Linked DNA regions of Mus musculus: region 2 is linked to region 1. The links are chromatin contacts, found by Hi-C or POLR2A ChIA-PET in ENCODE. All regions are on one chromosome and are shown on one strand. Each heading gives the region's core, a stretch centred on a gene start or an enhancer-like site at or near the end of the contact. The rest is flanking DNA. Distances are from core to core; before and after follow the strand shown. Region 1 overlaps Atxn1 (ataxin 1). Region 2 overlaps Atxn1 (ataxin 1).

Region 1 (3,429 bases), core at 640-3,139:
AAGGGCCTACCCAATGCCTCTAAGTACATAATCACTGCCTCCACACTTTTTAATTAGCTCCTTTAGGCTGCAGAGAGGAATTCTCTCCCTTATCTCCCAAATTAAGCATCTCTTCTACAAACAATCAATGTTTCATTTTCAAAGCTGAAAGTGTGGCAATGTTTGCTATTTCTGACTTTGAGAATCTTTCAGTTTTGGACCCGCATCACAGAAATGTGAAGGAACTCTCGTTGACCCAGATTGAACCCCTGTTCTCATATCTGTTTCTCTGAGCTTGATCTATCCAAAGGAAACTTTGGCTTCAGACTGAGCTCAGTTCTCGGTAGAAATCAACATCAGGTTAGGTGGGTCACTGCCACCAAAGATGCTCAGACCCACCATACACCAAGGCTGTTTCCCCAGACATCAAAAATATCACATCACGTGACTCAAAACCATGTCCTCCTGTTTGTTTTGTTTTGTTTTTTTTTGTTTTGTTTTGTTTTTATAGGCTGGTATTGACCAGTCTGTGTCCATATGGGTGCTATGACGTGGAGGTATGTCTTCTAGAGCTTCAAGTATGAAAGGCTTTATCCCTATGGACACAGTATTAGAAAGTGATAGGACCTGTTTAGAGAATTTTCTCCCTAGGAGAGGCTAGGGAGTATCTGCCCCTTCCTCTTTAGAGTCCTAGCGATAGAGCAAAGTTTGGTCCCACCAAAGCTCTCCCTGGGGAACCAATACATTTATTGGACTTTCTTACAGAGCAGGGAAGGGAAGGTGGGTGACCCCCTTCAGCTGCACTGGAAAGTCTTTTCCCAATATGGATGAAGGCCTCCCCATAGCTGCATAGGTGGGGCCCCCCTCCCCAAGTCTTCCCCAGCCTATGTAATCTAGTCCCTCTAGTCTCTCACCAAGACCCCGAGGCCAAATGTAATTAGGTCAGTTACAGCTGGTTGAGAGGAAGGTCCCATGACCCCCCTCATTTCTCCTTCTTTGAGAGAATGTCAGCAGTCAACAAGCCCCGCTGAGAAGATCTTTGGCAAGTAGGATGGCTGAAATAATAATAATAAAGATGGCTGCTCTTTGGCCCAGAGGGTAGTGCTACACAGAGGAGGTTCTGGGAGCAGTATGGGTATGCCCTTGATACTAGGGTATGGGGGAACTTGCTCTCTTTTTCATCTCTGCTTGCTGGTTTGTGAGGTAAGTGGTTTGTTCTATTACATGCCACCACCACATGCCACCGTCACCAGAGCCTAGGTTATTAAGGTCACTTGATGCTTAACCAGGGCTTTCAGAACAATGATAACTAAAACATTTGCTTGTGTTGAAGTTAACTTTCTCAGGTATGGGAATATAGTGATGGACTAAGCCAACATTGCTGACTGAGTCCCTGATGCCCCTTTCAGCCTTAGCTTCATTCATTCATGCGTTTATGCCCTCAAACCAACTGACTCCTATTCGTTAGCCCATTTATTAAGCATCCATTGAATGTAACATCACTGATGTGGATACCAGATAGGCCTTAGTAAATGATTCTTTTCTTAGTACAGACGTGACTCACAGTGCCAGAGGCTCAAACTACATTGAATGGTATAGCCCGCACCTTGAACGGAAATATTGGATCTGAAACCTTGTCTTCAAAGTGGGCCAATCACATCTTCAGGCCTAAAAATAATTTTGCCTTATGGAAGGCACTGGGCTAAGAACGTGTTAAAAACCAGACAGGCCCAGGTTTAAGGCCCTGCATCTTTAATGTATCTGCTTAGCATTTTGAGGAAGATTTTTGTTCCCCAGCTTCGGTTTGCTCCTAAATGAAGTAATCATTTCTGCTTGCGGGGTGGCGTGAGAGTGAAGGAGAAAACATGCAGCAGAGTGATTGCCACATTTCCACAGAACGTTCATCAGACGCTGCTTGCCTGCCCTGTTCCTCATGCCTGCGACGGCTTGGCTCGTCTGCTCTTACTGTAAATAGACAGCAACCTTGTCACCCCGATGCTGAGAGCCACAGGACTTCCCTCCTGACTGTCCCTAGGGCAGCACCTTGCAGCCAGAATGTCTGGCTTCATGACTCTCAACACCTGGTGACAGCAGGTATCCAAAGTGTCACCAGCTCCCCAGGGAGTGTGTTCCCCTCTGCGTTCAGCCACCATGCACTTTCATGACGCCTTTAGCTCCCAGCAGAGAAGCCGGGCCCCAAGAATGCTGAGGCACAAAGTCTCACTGGACTGTCACTCCAGGGATGCTGTGTTCCATTGCCAAGCTTGTGCCTCTTGGGAGCTTTGGGGAATTACTACTCTGTATATGTGTGGGGGTAGGGAGACAGATGGAAGGTTTAAGGCTTTAGATGCCGAGGGCTTTTGTTTTGATGGGACTGGGCTGCATTTAGGTTTTACACACCCATTGGATTTCCTAGGGTGTAAGTGAGATTTAAGTAATGCCTTGAAAGGTGCTGAAGCTGGCATCATTTAGGCCTATTTACTTCTGTTGTTCTTGGAGGTGAAGGAGTCTGAGAGTAAAGTTTCTCAAAGATGGAGAATGTTGCCATAGACAGACATGTATGGACACTGGAAGTTAGTTAGTTAGTTAGTTAGTTAGTTGGATTTTTTTATGTTTTGTTTTAGGATAATTCTGAGGTGGGAGTGGGGTGCGTGCCTCCTAGCTGCGTGGGCTTATGAGATAAGACAGCGAAGGTATCCAACAGTTATCCCCAAGTAGCCTAAAGCCGTGGATTCATTAATCTTGATAGACTCAATGTTGAGACTGTACTCATTGCTAGTTCAATTTCCTACTTTTGAATTTGGGGATGCATCAAGCATGTCTGTCTGACCTGTGGATCAGGATTTCTACAAAGGGGATCCAAATCAATAATCTATTGATCACAGCACCTTGTCAGAAGTGCTAGCTGCTCCTGCCAGAGTCTCTGCTATTAAGTACTACTAGAATATGGGGAGTCAGAGTCTATCAAGTACAGTTCAGGGAATCAACGTTCTTAAAAGATCTTAGCTCTATGTATATGTGCATACATGTCTACATGTGTGTAGACTCATGAGCATGTGTGTGTCTGTCTGTCTGTGTGTCTGTATGTATGGGAAGACTCAAGATTGACATCAGGTATCTTTCTTGATCACTCTCTCTGCCTTTCTTACTGAAGCATGGTCGCACTCAGAGCAGAGATCACTGGTTGGCTAGGCTGGCTACCCAGCTTGTTTCCAAGGTATTCTGTCTCCAACTCCAGGGTTCTTAGAACTACAGACAGGCTGCTGTGCCTTGTGGATTCTCCATGGATTTTGAGGATCTGAACTCTGGTCTTCATCCTTACACAGCAAGAACTTTACCCACAGATGCATCTTCCTAGCCCTAGGATCAGCATTTATAGCAATCTCATTACAGATTAATCTTATTAATCTCAGGATTGCCCTACAAGATGCTATACATTTTATCACCTCA
Region 2 (3,429 bases), core at 659-3,158, 190 kb before region 1:
TGCTTGGCTTGCTGCCCACAAGGTGAAGTCCCTCAGTGTGTGATAGTCTGGTGGAGCTGAGTTGTGGGGCACACGTCCTTATGGCAGGAGATGCCAATGGAAGATCCTATCTTCCGTAGGACGTTGGAGGGTGTTCATGGGAAACTTGAGGAGCCTCCTGTGATGACTCATTGTAGCCAGAGAAAAGCAGCTGTTTCCCAAGGAAGCCATGAGCTCATTATGGAGAGTGGTATAAAGCTCCTGGTCCCCTGGCCCTGGGCGTTCTTATGATCCAAATGTCTGCGTTTAAAGGAGAAAAGGGAAGAACCGGCTTAACCAAGATGTCAGAATGGGACCAAAAGTGGGCAAATATCTCCTCACTCTTTCTTGCCCAGCTTTCTGTTGCTCCACTCTGACTTTCTGACACTGAGCATCTCCCAGTCCAGACCTCAGTCCTCAATAAGGCCTTGTTGGCTTTCTGTGTCAGTTTTCTAGGGCTACTGTAACAAGATGCCCCAAGGCTGGCTGGCTGGAAAGAGAGACATTTGTTTCCTGTGACTGTGTAGGTGAGGTGTCTGAGGTAAAAGGTCAGCCGAGCCAGGTTCTTCTGGGATATTTAATTTGGCTTGTGGACTGAATTCTTCTTGAGTCTTCATGTCATCTTCTCAGGTGTTTTATCCCTAATCTCTTCTTACAAGGACACTCATACTGGGTTAGGGACCACCCATACAACCTCAGTTTACCTTATCTCCCTCTTGAAAGCTCTCTCTGTTTTGGTCTTGCATATGCTGATTCAACTAACTGAGGTTTAAAAATAGTTCGTCATATTTTTTTAAAAGGTACTTATTTACATGTGTATTTTACATGTGTATATGGAGATGTCTGAGTATTTGGATGTGTGCCACAAGTGCACAGGAATTCACAGAAGTCAGAAGAGGTTCTGGATGCCCTAAGCTAGAGTTACAGATAGTTGTTAGCTGCTGTGTAGGTACTGAGAACCTGAGTCCTTTCTGAAAGAGCAGGGAACGCTCTTAACTAACCACTGTGCCATCTCTCCAGCCCACGAGTATGTAGGTTCACTGCAAATCCTGTCATTTTAACAGAAAAGATCTGGACACCTGTGGTTTTAGTCTCCATCAAGCAAAGGGGCCAGAATCTGTCTTCCTCAGATCCCAAAGGAGGAGGGAATGTTCGGGTGTCGAGGGACCAGGAGTGAGGGTTTTATAGGTGCTATTGTTGCTTCAGATGAGCTACAACAGACTCTTTAACTGTTAATTTTTACAGTAATATGCAGGTGGCTAAATCATGATTCTAGTGCCGAAAATGTTTTTAACTGCTTGTCATAGGCTGAGCCTCGTGCCAGGCACTGGGGGGGGGGGGGGTTAACCTCTGCAAATGAAGAGTTGCTTCTTGCCAGGTTTGTGGAGCATAGCATATGAGTGAGCTCCAGGTTCGTGGTAGTAGATCCTTGAGGCTTGCATTCACGTCGGTGTGAGTTGGTTTTTGTTGCTTAGGGGACATTGGGACACTTATGTGTCTGGAGTATGTGATAACTGGAGTTCTGAAGAGGAAAGTCTGCAAAGACGACACCAGGCTTGTAAATCTGTCCTTCCAGTGTGTAATGTTTGCTTGGGAACTGGCTGACGTATGTGTACTTGGCATTTTTATTTTTTATTTTAGTTTTTCTCTCTCTCTTTTTTTTTTTTTTTTTTTTTTTTTTTGAGGGCAAAGCTGCTATTTTTACCCCCCCTAGTAGTGTTCTGATGACTCCTTGAGAATGTGGTTGCTATAGGAAGCACCAGCTGTTTCTTCCCTGGGTCCACGTCTTAGGCATATTTTTGTCCCCAATTTCTGGCATTATGCCCGCCTGGCATTTAGTAGGTCTTTGGCAAATATTTGCTGAATTACGTTTGCCGGATGGAAAGGCTTGCTGGGTGTGTGGCTCCTTCTCTGTGACAAACCCCTTGCCTCTCCAAGAAGGAGATTCTTAGCTTCTCAGCAGGAGCACTGTGAGTCACACTTGGCCTGGCTGACTCAGCATGGTCCCAGAGTCTCTAGCCCATTCAGAGCAGCCAGTTATCCTGGAGCCACTGAGGATTCTCAGAGTGAAGATGGGTATTGCACACACAGGTTAATATAGAGATGTGCACTGGAAAACACTAGCTCATTGAGCAGAATGGAAAAAAATGTAGCATGAATATAATAATTAGGTTGGGGCTCTGGGCAACCCCAAGCCTTGCTCTGGGGGTTGGGGTGGGGTGGCGAGTACTCTTTGTTTCCCTCACACTGCCTCTCCTCTGCCTTCATTATAGAGTCACTGAGAAGTGACTTAAGGTGAACTGTGAAAGGAGAAGTGCACTTGTGTGATAGATGTGGGAGTGGGTGTGGGAAGGTTGTTCCAGGCATTAAAAAAAAAAATTCCATCAAAGAGGCTTGGCTGGCTTTCCATTTCCAGTAATTGCTGACAGTTTTTATTGTTTAACGTTTTTTTCAAAGTGTCCTCAGCACCTCAGGATGTTCAAAACTCGAGCGTTTTCATGGGAGCGGTTCTGCCAGATGATAAGAGATGAGTTCTGTGATCAGCAGCAGAAGTGGAGTTGGCAGTCCCAGTGTTGATGGGAATTTAAATATACAGGAGTCAAAAAAATTCAGTTCAAGTTCAACGGTGAATGCGCCCCAGTCCCTTAGGGTACACGGCAGTAGCTCGTTCTGAATTGGTGGCAGATTGTGTTGAGTTTAAGCCCTTGTTTTTGCAGTCTTTCTGTCAAGGTCAACATGTGAATGGTGACTTTCAGCTTTCTTGGTTCTTGTAGTCTTACCCACTGCTTACACTGCTAAAGTGTTTGTGGATCAAGGGTCACGATTGTCATAAAAATAAAGACTCTGCCCTGCTCAAGCTGTGGTGCGGGATCTATATGACGTGAAGACAGGTCTCTGCCGGAGTATGACTTCATACTGACACAAAACAGTGGCTTCTACATTTGGATGATATATAAACGCCATGGACTCTACCCTTCTGTCTGACTTTAAACTATTTGGTGATATAAAAGCAACCAGATTGCTGTGCGGCCACGACCACCACCATCTCCCGATCCGTGATGGCTGATGCGTATGCCAGCTTGATGAGATCTAGACTCACAGGGGAGATGGGCTTAATGTATGCCTGTGGGGGTATTACCTCCATTAGGCTAATCAAACAGAGAAGGCCTTTCCACTGTGGGTGGCACCATTCCCTAGGCTAGGAACTTGAATGTCTACAAATAGGACAATAAGTTGAGTTCAAGCATTTATCGCTCTCTGCTTCCTTACTGTGGATCTATATGACCAGCTACTTCAAGCTTTTGCTGTCAGGAATCCCCTACTGTGATAGATTGTACCTTGAACTATGACCAGGATAAGCCTTCTCTCCCATAAGTTGCATATGTCAGTGTGTTTTATCAAATTGACAGG

What was found. A loop is a pair of places that touch in the nucleus more often than their neighbours do. ChIA-PET counts read pairs that join two places held with the same protein, here RNA polymerase II (POLR2A).
Region 2: a loop to region 1 is called in a map of heart, with 2.0 times the contacts of the local background. The contact joins two enhancer-like sites. A Hi-C loop is called at or near these places in 1 of 37 maps with a recorded cell type or tissue (heart). POLR2A ChIA-PET finds 5 or more read pairs at or near these places in 1 of 5 experiments (embryonic stem cell).

What each region holds. Positions count from the first base shown.
Region 1 is chr13:45,639,335-45,642,763 of GRCm38, reverse strand. The region is part of intron 6 of Atxn1 (ataxin 1); the gene reads left to right. Among named protein-coding and RNA genes, the nearest start is that of Gm34582, 120 kb to the right of the region's middle. Within about 2 kb of position 1,889, at least 1 of the 3 ENCODE cell types and tissues checked has a DNase peak (open chromatin) inside an H3K27ac peak, as active enhancers do.
Region 2 is chr13:45,826,297-45,829,725 of GRCm38, reverse strand. The region is part of intron 3 of Atxn1 (ataxin 1); the gene reads left to right. Among named protein-coding and RNA genes, the nearest start is that of Atxn1, 140 kb to the left of the region's middle. Within about 2 kb of position 1,908, at least 2 of the 3 ENCODE cell types and tissues checked have a DNase peak (open chromatin) inside an H3K27ac peak, as active enhancers do.